Regions from separate parts of the Homo sapiens genome. Here region 2 is linked to region 1. A link is a loop called in an ENCODE intact Hi-C map of the cell type or tissue named here. Cell type or tissue: Calu3. All regions are shown on one strand. Each heading gives the region's core, and the rest is flanking DNA. Links, peaks and the distances in the headings are about the cores only.

What was found. Peaks named below come from ENCODE experiments on the same cell type or tissue, not always from the same donor. Only the 100,000 strongest peaks of a DNase experiment are listed, where the experiment ranks them.
Region 2: it touches region 1 in a loop (2.9-fold over the local background); 3 of 110 quality-filtered maps call a loop at or near these places.

The regions. Positions count from the first base shown.
Region 1 is chr15:90,985,014-90,990,391 of GRCh38, forward strand. All of the region lies in intron 1 of PRC1 (protein regulator of cytokinesis 1), which reads right to left. PRC1-AS1 (PRC1 antisense RNA 1) reads left to right here. Exons shown (of 4, transcript NR_051984.1): 4 at 2,617-3,611. Among named protein-coding and RNA genes, the nearest start is that of PRC1, 6.8 kb to the right of the region's middle. In Calu3, for the core only: no CTCF peak of the experiment used is centred there; a DNase peak (open chromatin) is centred at 2,008.
Region 2 is chr15:91,046,862-91,052,239 of GRCh38, forward strand. No RefSeq gene overlaps it. Among named protein-coding and RNA genes, the nearest start is that of VPS33B-DT, 27 kb to the left of the region's middle. In Calu3, for the core only: a CTCF peak has its summit at 3,158 (motif pointing left); a DNase peak (open chromatin) is centred at 3,140.

The sequences.
Region 1 (5,378 bases), core at 8-5,007:
TACAAGATTTCATATCATATTACATCATGGAAGCTCAACCTTCTGGACTTTCAACAATGATCTACCTATGGAAGTATAATACAGAATTATAAATACTTTTACTAAAGAAAAACCGGACAAAAGATGTTGGTAAAATAAACTAACACAAGAACTTGCTGGTGAGAAACTCCTGCAAAATGTTTGGCAATTTATTACTATTTTTTTGGTGTTTTTTTTTTGTTTTTTCTTTTTTTTTGAGACAGCATCTTGCTCTGTCGCCCAGGCTGGAGTGCAGTGGTGCAATTTTGGCTCACTGCAACCTCTACCTTTTGCGTTCAAATGATTCTCCTGACTCAGCCTCCCGAGTAGGTGGGACTATAGGCAGGTGCTACCACACCCAGCTAATTTTTGTATTTTTAGTAGAGTTGGGGTTTCGCCATGTTAGCCAGGTGGGTCTTGAATTCCCGGCCTCAAGTGATCCGCCCTCCTCGGCCTCCCAAAGTGCTAGGATTACATATGTGAGCCACTGTGCCTTGCCATTTTATTTAATTAATTTATTTATTTTTATTTTCTTTTTTTTTTTTGAGACAGAGTCTCGCTCCGTTGCCCTGGCTGGAGTGCAGTGGTGAGATCTCAGCTCACTGCAACCTCCGCCTCCCAGGTTCAAGTGATTCTCCTGCTTCAGCCTCCCAAGTAGCTCAGATTACAGGTGTGTGCCACCACACCCAGCTAATTTTTGTATTTTTACAAAAACACAAAAATCCACCCACCTCGGCCTCCCAAAGTGCTGGGATTACAGGCATGAGCCACTGCGCCCGGGCCTAGTATTCTTAAATTGCAACCGGCAGCTCAAAGAATGGCTAAAGTTAAAAAGCCATTGAGATGGGGTTTCACTACGTTGGCCACGCTGGTCTCGAACTCCTGACCTCAAGTGATCCACCTGCCTCGGCCTCCCAAATTGCTGGGATTACAGGCGTGAGCTACCATGCCTGGCCTATTCTTCTTAAATTACAACTAGCAGCTCAAAGAATGGCTAAAGTTAAAAAGACAGCATTAAGTGTTGGTGAGTATATAGAAAAGTGAGAACTTTCATATGCTGCTGGCATGGTGTAAATTGGTACAACTATTTTAAAAACTGTTGGCAGTCTATCTACTAAAGCTGAACCCAGCAGTTCTACCTCTACATACATACCTAGCAGAAATGAACACATACGTTCACCAAAGACATATATGAGAATGGTTAGAGAAGCACTACTCATAATAGCAGGGAAACAGAAACAGCCTAGATGTCTATCAACAGAATGAATAGTACATTCCTACAATGCACTAATGCAGCAATGAAAATGAACAAACTGGCTGGGTGCAGTGGCTCACACCTGTAATTCCAGGACTCTGGGAGGCCGAGGGGAGCAGATCACTTGAGGTCAGGAGACCAGCCTGGCCAACATGGGGAAACCCTGTCTCTACTAAAAACACAAAAAATTAGCTGGGTGTGGTGGTGCGCCTGTAATCCCAGCTACTGGGGCGGCTGAGGCAGGAGAATCGCTTGAACCCGGGAGGCAGGGTTTGCAGTGAGCCAAGGTTGCAGTGAGCCAAGATTGTACCACTGTACTCCAGCTTGGGCGACAGAGCGAAACTGTCAAAAAAGAAAATGAACACACTACACATGATATGGATAAAGCTCAAATTATTATATTTCTATTTTATTTATTTATTTATTTTACTTTTTTGGGGTGATGAAATAGTTCTAGATCTTGATGGCGATTATACAACAGTATACAATTGAAACTACCTGTAAAGCGAGTCTGTTTTACTGTGTATGAATTATACCTCAAATCTTTTCATTTTTTTAATGAAGTAAAATAAACAACTAAAAAATAGTTGTAAGGGGAAGAGGAAGGAAAAAAAAAACACTTTAGGCTGAGCAAATGCCACTAGATATGCAAATGTGTATCACTATGTGATTCCGTTGACAGAGAGTTCAAAAACAGGCAAAACTGGCCAGGCACGGTAGTTCACGCCTGTATTCCTAGCACCTTGCAAGGCCGAGGCAGGAAAACTGTTTGAGCCCAGGAGTTTCAGATCATTCTGGGCAACATAGTGAGACTCTGCGTCTTAAAAAAAAAAAAAAAAAAAAAATTAGCCGGGCACGGTGACGTATGCCTATAGTCCCAGCTACTCAGGAGGCTGAGGTGGGAGGATTGCTTGAGCCTGAGAGGATGAGGCTGCAGTGAGCTATGATCACTGCACTCCAAAGCAACACCCTATCTCAAAAACGAAAACAAAAAAAGCAAAAACAAAACCAGGCCAAACTAATCAATGCTTTCAGAAGTCAGGATAGTAGTTCTTTTGGCTCAGGGGAGGCAGTGACTGGTAGAGGGCTTCTGGGTTGCTGCTTACACAGGTGCATCAACTGTGAACAATTCACTGAGTTTACACTTGATTTCTGTACGTTTCTGAATGTATGTTATTCTTCAATTACCAAAAGCTTATTTTAACAAAAAATTATTTATCTAAAATACAAATTTAACTGGCTTCTGTATCTTATCTTTTAAGAACAGCTTACTTTAAAAATTATCACAATTAGTCTGCTTTACAGAACATTTAAAGAATAGAAATTTTTCTCCCTTTTCTTAGGTATAACAGGACAACTAAGACTGCCCTGGCACCAGAGAAACTACAATCTAGATGTGCTCTGCTTCCAGTCGGCCGAGAAGCCTGCAGCAAATCACCTAAACACTTAAGGTCTTTGTGTGCCATCCACACCCAACTGCAACTAGAGACTTTCATTAGCCCCTTTCTGTCTCAGAGCTTTCGGTGGTTCTACAAGTCACCAGCCTGGATCTCTAACAATGTGTCTCTCCAAAGCTGTTAATACATTCACATCCAAAATATCTCCAGCCACGAAATCCTAGTTTAGAGGTTGCCCGTCCTTGTTGAAGAAACATTTCTACACAAATACCTGTTGCCTATACCAGATGGCCATACCAATACCCAAATACTGACAAACGTTTAAAAGAATTTACGGTACTCCCTTCACTTTAGAAATGTTAACAGTTCAAGTCCAACAGAACTTAAAGGAAAAAAAGAGAAATGTTAACAGTAAGTAAGGCATTTATTTAACATAATCTCAACTAAAGTCCAACTAAAGAGCTTCCCCAGGCAAACACTCCTTTTGCACTTCATTTTGAAGACAAAAGAATGCACAAGTTAAAATCCTAATATTACCATTTTATTAAAAATAACTTTTAAGATCCAATCTGTGGCCAATATTCGATCTGGATGCAAAACCCTGGCTTCCAGACAGGCCAGCCAGGGGCACTGCTCTGAAGGTCATTACTTAAGTATCCCAGTCTCCTCAGTCTGACAGACCTACCCCTGCCCAGCCAATCTCCACATAACAGCTAGTTGTTCATAATAAATCCCATCAGATCCCCGCTTAACTACTCCCCTTCAAAGGCTCCACTGCCCTCAGGAAATAGTTCAACCACCTTCTGTAGAAAGGCCTTCTAAAACCTCTCTCCGAGTCTGTCTGCTAATCTCTCCCACTTGACACTCCCCAGGTCTCTGGCCAGCTGAACTTCCCGGGCATTTCCTGAACAATGCCCCTCAATAAACCACATGCAACTCTCATTTTCTGATGCCACCGCGCTTTGTACATTCAGTTCCGTCTATATGCCACCACCTCCTCTGGAGAGCTGTGGACTTGTCACTCACCATTCCCCCCAAGCCCCCTAGTAGACCATAAACTCAAGGGCAAGGACCACCACATCTTATTCATCTTCATTTTACCACACCCTAACTCACAGTAGTTGTTCAATAGATATAAAATGAATGGCCCTGAATTCCTCCCAAAGGGTCCTATGCTCCTAACCTACCTAACCTAATAGAGGTATTATGCACTCTGGATCCTGACGAAGGTTTACAAGCAGGGCTGCCTATCTCTGTAACACATCTAGAAGGTAAAGTGATCGTTTTTCTGAGTAAAAAAATCTAGCACAATGGGCAAAGAATCTGAATAGACATTTCTCCAAAGAAGATATAAAAATGGCCAATAAGCACATGAAAAGATGCTCAATATTAGTCATTAGGGAAATGCAAATCAAAACCACTTCATAGCCAACAGGATGGTATAATAAAAAAAAATATATAGCAAAAAGTATTGGTGAGAATCTAGAGGAACTAGAACCCTCAGACACTGCTTGTGGGCATGCAAGACGGTACAGCCTCTTTGGAAAATAGTCTGGTAGTTCCTCAATTGATTTTTTGTTTTTTGAGACAGGGCCTCACTGTCACCTGGGCTGGAGTGCAGTGGTGTGATCATAGCTCAACGCAGCCTCAACGCCCTGGGCTCAAGCAATTCTCCTACCTTAGTCTCCCAAGTAGCTGGGACCATAGACGTGCCATCGTGCTTGGCTAATTTTTTTTTTTTTTTTTTTTTTTAAGGTTTGCCATGTTGCTCAGGCTGGTCTTGAACTCCTGGGCCCAAGCAATCCTCCCACCTCGGCCTCCCAAAGTGTTGGGATAACAGACATGAGCCACTGCACCCGGCCCCTCAGTTTAACAGAGTTCATACAACTCAGCAATTTTATTACTGGGTATTTGCCCAAAAGAAATGAAAACACATTTATACAAAAACTACACAACTGTTTATAGCAGCATTACTTATAATAGCCAAAAAGTGAAAAAAAAAATACAAATGGCCATCAACTTATGAATGGGTAAATAAAATGTAGTATATAGGCATACAATGGAATATTATTTGGCAATAAACCTTGAAAACATTATGTTAAGTCAAAGAAGCAAGTCACAAAAGACCAGAGCTACGGTTCCGTTTTTATGAAATATCCAGAATAGGTAAAAAGTAGATTTGGGGTTTGTATGGTTTTTTGAGACAGGGTCTCCCTCTTTCACCTAGGCTGGAGTGCAGTAACATGATCATGGCTCACTGCAGCCCCAACTTCCTAGGCTCAGGTGATCCTCCCACCTGAGCCTCCGGAGTAGCTGGGACTACAGATGTGAGCCACCACACCCAGCTAACTTAAACAATAAAATTTTTTTTTAGGCCGGGTGCGGTGGATCACTCCTGTAATCCCAGCACTTTGGGTGCCAAGACCGGCGGATCACGAGGTCAGGAGTTTGAGACCAGCCTGGCCAATATGGTGAAACCCCGTCTCTACTAAAAATACAAAAATTAGCTGGGTGTGGTGGTGGGCACCTGTAATCTCAGCTACTCGGGAGGCTGAGGCAGGAGAATTGCTTGAATCCGGGAGGTGGAGGTTGCAGTGACCTGAGATCACGTCACTGCACTCCAGCCTGGGTGACAGAGTGAGACTCCATCTCAAAAAATAAAATAAAATAAAATAAAAAATAAAATAAATAAATAAATAAATAAATAA
Region 2 (5,378 bases), core at 288-5,287, 62 kb after region 1:
AAATTAATTCAAGATGGATTAAAGACTTAAATGTTAGACCTAAAACCATAAAAATCCTAGAAGAAAACCTAGGCAATACCATTCAGAACATAGGCATGGGCAAGGACTTCATGACTAAAACACCAAAAGCGATGGTAACAAAAGCCAAAATTGACAAATGGGATCTAATTAAACGAAAGAGCTTCTGCACAGCAAAAGAAACTACCGTCAGAGTGAAGAGGCAACCTACAAAATGGGAGAAAATTTTTGCAATCTACTCATCTGACAAAGGGCTAATATCCAGAATCTACAAAGAACTCAAACAAATTTACAAGAAAAAAACAAACAACCTCATCAACAAGTGGGCGAAGGATATGAACAGACACTTCTCAAAAGAAGACATTTATGCAGCCAACAGACACATGAAAACATGCTCATCATCACTGGCCATCAGAGAGGTGCTTTGTTTTTTAACACTTGCCTGAAGGACTTAGGTGACTGATGGGTGAGCAAGAGGAAAGTTGTTTGGATTCATGGGTGAACTTTTAGGCAATTTCCATATTCCATGTATGAGTGCCACTGCAATGCATATTGATGCATTCATTTTGCACATTGGATTATTTCTTCAGGATCCATTTCTAGAAATAAAATTTCTGGTGGAAACACATGGGACATTTTTAGGGCTGTAGCCCTACAGAACAGTTGTTCCAATTTACAGCCCCAGCAGTGGATGAGTGTCTGTTTACTTAAACTCTCCCCTGTCCAGCTGTCATTATTACCGTATCTTTCTGATCTCTGCCGATTCAGCAGGCAAAAAGAGGTATCTTGTGGTTTTAGTTGCATTTCTTATTCTTCTCCTCCTCCCTCCTCCCCCTTCACCTTCCTCCTCCCTCCTCCTGTGGTTTTAGTTGCATTTCCTCCTCCTCCTTCCTCCTCCTCCTCTTTGCTTCCTCCTCCTCCTTCTTCCTCCTCCTGTGGTTTTAGTTGGATTTCCTTCCCCTCCGTCCTCCCTACTCCTCCTCCTTCCTCATGTGGTTTTAATTGCATTTCCTCCTGTTGCATTTTCTCCTTCTCCTCTTCCTTCCCCCCTCCGCTTCTCCCCTCCCCTTCTCCCCCCACTTCTCCCCCCCTTACCCTCCTCCTCCTCTTATTGTTTTAGTTGCATCTCCTCCTCTTCCTCCCCCTCCTTTTTCCTCCTCCTCCTCCTCATCTTCCTTCTTCTCCTCCTCCTCTTCCTTCTCCTCCTCCTCCTCCTCTTTTCCCTCTTCTCCTTCTCCCTCTCCCTCTCCCCCTCCCCCTCCCCCTCCCCCTCCCCCCTCCCCCTCCCCCTCCCCCTCCCCCTCCCCCTCCCCCTCCTTCTTCTTCTTCTTCTTCTTCTTCTTCTTCTTCTTCTTCTTCTTCTTCTTCTTCTTCTTCTTCTTCTTCTTCTTCTTCTTCTTCTTCTTCTTCTCTTTCTTTTTAAGACAGGGTCTCGCTCTGTCACCCAGGCTGGAGTACAGTGGTGCATTCTCGGCTCACTGTAGCCTGGACTCAAGCCATCCTCCTTCCTCAGCCTCTGGAGTAGCTGGGACTAGAGGTGTGCAACACCAAGCCCAGCTAATTAATTTTTTTTGGAGGGCTGGGCACAGTGGCTTACACCTGTAATCCCAACACTTTGGGAGGCCAAGGGGGCGGTGGGTGGCTTGCTTGATTCCAGGAGTTCAAGACCAGCATGGGCAATAGAGCAAAACTCCATTTCTACTAAAAATACAAAAATTAGCTTGGCATGATGGCATGCATCTGTAGTCCCAGATATTTGGGAGGCTGAGGCAGGAGGATCACTTGAGCCTGGGAGGCAAAGGTTGCAGTGAGCCGTGATTGTGCCACTGCACTCCAGCCTGGGTGACAAAGTGAGACTCTGTCTCAAAAAAAAAAAAAAAAAAAAAAAAAAGGGATATGGCTGATACACACAGAATGATCTACTCTCCTAAGATCTTGTACCCCAAGAATTTTATGACTTCTTGGATGGTATCAATTGTGTTTTATGATGTATTTATTCATTTACTCGATAAGTTTTGATCGAGTGCTGCTCTGTACCAAGATGTGTGTCAAGAAATGGGGATACACTGTTGTGCGAGAGGAAGTCCTCATGTGCCAGGAGCTTACAGTAGACAGGGGAAGACACACAAACCCATTATGAAGAAATACGGTAAATGCGACGGGAATGGAAGCAGAGGGTGCTCTGGAGTACCCAGGAGAGTTATGCCTCCCAGCCTTGTACTGTCAGGGATAGTTTCCCAAAAGAAAGGACATCTAACCTGAGAGCTGAAGAATAAATACTAGTTAGCCAAGTTAAGGAAGATGGGTAGGTGGGAGGGAGTAAGTTTAAGTTTTAAGGCATTCTAGGTAGAGAGAAAAGCAATTTGGGCAAATCCAGTAGGGGATAAAAATCATTTGGGAAACTGAAAGTCAGTCTCTTGAGTTGATTGCAAGAGGAGAGGGTCAGAAAAGTTAGAAGAAGAAAAACAGGGATCGGATCACAAAAAGCCTTGTAAGTAAGATTAAGGGTAGGGTTATTATTATGAGGTCAATACAAAGCCATTAGATCTTTTGAGTAGGTGGTATGCAGTGTAATTGCATTTGCATTTTTAAAAGATTACCTTGTCTATATGGTAAGAATAAACTGGAGGTGGATAAGAGCAGAGGCAGCTCCCTTAGGAGGTTGTTGCTGTGGCCCAGGCCAGAGATGATGAGTTGGACTTGAGACTGGGGCTGGAGAGAAGCGGGCAGTGTAGAACATATGGCTAAAGCAGGCAACCTGAAAACATCCAGGAAATTATTGTCGTTATAGGACGGCCCGGCAAAATGCAAATTGTTCTGTCCTCGTTTGATCTCAGCTGGACTGTGAACTCGGGGGACAGGGACTATTTTGTATTCATCCCTGTTTCCAGCACTACGGAAGTGCTCAGGAAATGAAAGTTCTTCCTAAGTGAGTCTCAGTGACATGGTGTTTTGATTGAGTGGTAACCCTCACGCCTTTGCTGACCCACCTTTATTAGGGAAGTTCGGTAGTGATGGTTAAGTCGATATGGAGCGCTACTGCAGCAGGGACATTAAGGTGCAGAAGCTTTACCCAGTTCACAGTGCACACTCAAACACCCAGGCTGGTTTTTCCTGACTCAGTTCTCTTCTGCCATCTGCTGGGACAGCCTTTCATAGCACATCAAAGCAAGATCACCAAGGAAGACAAGTCTAAAAACTACGGGAGCCACAGTGGACAATGCCTTGGATAAGCTTATAACTTAGTTGGAGAAGCAAGTGTCACATCCATACCACTGTCCATTTGAAGCTAATCTTCAGTGTTTATTTCCCAAAGACAAAATGTCTTTTTTCTTTTTTTTTTTTTTGAGATAAGGTCTGGCTCTGTCACCCAGGCTCCAGGCTGGAGTGTAGTGGCACAAACACGGCTCAGTGTAGCCTTGGCCTCCTGGGCTCAAGAGAGCCTCCCACCTCGGCTCCCCAAAGTGTTGAGATTACAGGCGCGAGCCACTATTCCTGGCCTATGCAGACTACCTTAAATATCTGTATTCTCCTATCAACCTTATGATAGCCATAGATTGTAACAATTTCTAAGCAAGAAAACAGAAACACAGAGATTTAAATAAAAAGCCAACTTTGAACAATAAGTAAGTGGCCGAGCCAGGACTGAAGCTTCCTTGACTCCTAGTTCCACACTTTTCTCACAACGTCTTAACATCTGAAACACAACAAGAGACAGTTCCAACAGGCGGAGACTGGCTGCTGATCCGCAGCAGAGACAGGGTGGGCCTAGTGTGAAGGCTGACAAGGCCAGTGGCTCCCTGATGTACAGAGATGCAGAATGTTGGCATGGGGTGGGGTGGGGTGCGGTGGGGTGGGGTGGGGTGGGGTGTGGGAGAGGAACAGAAACAATTCTCCACATTCCATGTTCCCCAAAGATGTGTCAAGGGGATGTTTCTGAGGGATTTTTTTTTAAGTATATGAAAACTAATAGAACTTGAACCTTTGGTGGATGTTGTCAAACAAAATAGACCCTACTATTTTTGTTAATGAGTCTGGTTAAGACTAAGAAACTATTGCACCATCCTTTTCTCTTTCTACCTCTCTCTCTTTTTTTTTTTTTTTTTTTTGAGACAGGGTCTCACTCTGTCACCCAGGCTGGAGTGCAGTGGTGAGATCACAGCTCTGGCTGATTATTTTTTATTTTTGTAGAGACGAGGTCTCACTATGTTGCCCGAGGAATCCTCCTGCCTTGGCCTCCCAAAGCACTGGGATTATAGGTGTGAGCCACCGCACCTAGCCAATTTTTCTCATTTAAACTTAAGTTATTTTGATATGAATACCCAAATATAGTCTTGGTGTTAAAAAATCAAACATTCAGGTAATGCTAAACTTTTCCTTTACTGCAAGTTCCAAGCCTTTTCTCAATGAAAACCACAGTCAGGAGTATGCTTCCAGATCTTCTAGGAAATATGAGTGTTCCTATGGGAGCATAGAGTCTTGTTTAGTGTTTTATCTCCCTTACATGAATGGGATCTTGCTGTACTGTCCTGCCTCTCCCTCTGAGCGGCCCACACTCCCCTGACTCAGTGGGAGGTACGCTTTGACTTGTCCAGGGCCGCTCCTGGGAAGTTCCACGTTATCCCCTGAGAACAGACGTCCTCAGTGCCCTCCTGCTCCCATGCCATGCCCCCCAGCTGCCAGGTCCCCACAGCTCTGGCCCAGCTTCTTCATAGCTTGCTTCTACCCGCGCCTGCCGCTTTTTAAAATATTGTGGCAGGATAAATATAACAAAAAATTTGCCATTTTAACTATTTTAAAGTGTACAGTTCAGTAGTATTAAGTACATTGACATTGTTGTGCTACCATTACCATTGTTCATCTCTGGAACTTTTTCATCTTCCTCAACTGAAACTCCATTCCCATTAAACGATAACTCCCCGTTCCCCTCTCCAGGCCTCTGGAAACCACCTTCTACTTTCTGTCTTATGAACTCGACTACTCTAGGTGCTTCATGTAAGTAAAATCACACAGCATTTGTCCTTTTGTGACTGGCTTATTTCACTCAGCATCATGTCTTGAAGGCTCATCCATGTGGTAGCCTGTGCCAGGATTTCCTTCTTTTTTCAAGTTGAATAATATTCCATTGTATGCATGTACCACATTTGGTTTATCCATTCTCCTGTTGGTGGACACTTAGTTTGCTTCCATCCTGTGGGCTATTGTGAGTAAGGCTGCCATGAACATAGGTGTACAAGTATCTCTTTGAATTCCTTCTTTCCATTCTTTGGGGTATATGCCCATAAGTGCTGCAGCAGCTTCCTGAGTACATTTCAGGCTGTGGGTGTTTTCTTCATTTGAATACCCCTTGCATTTTGGCT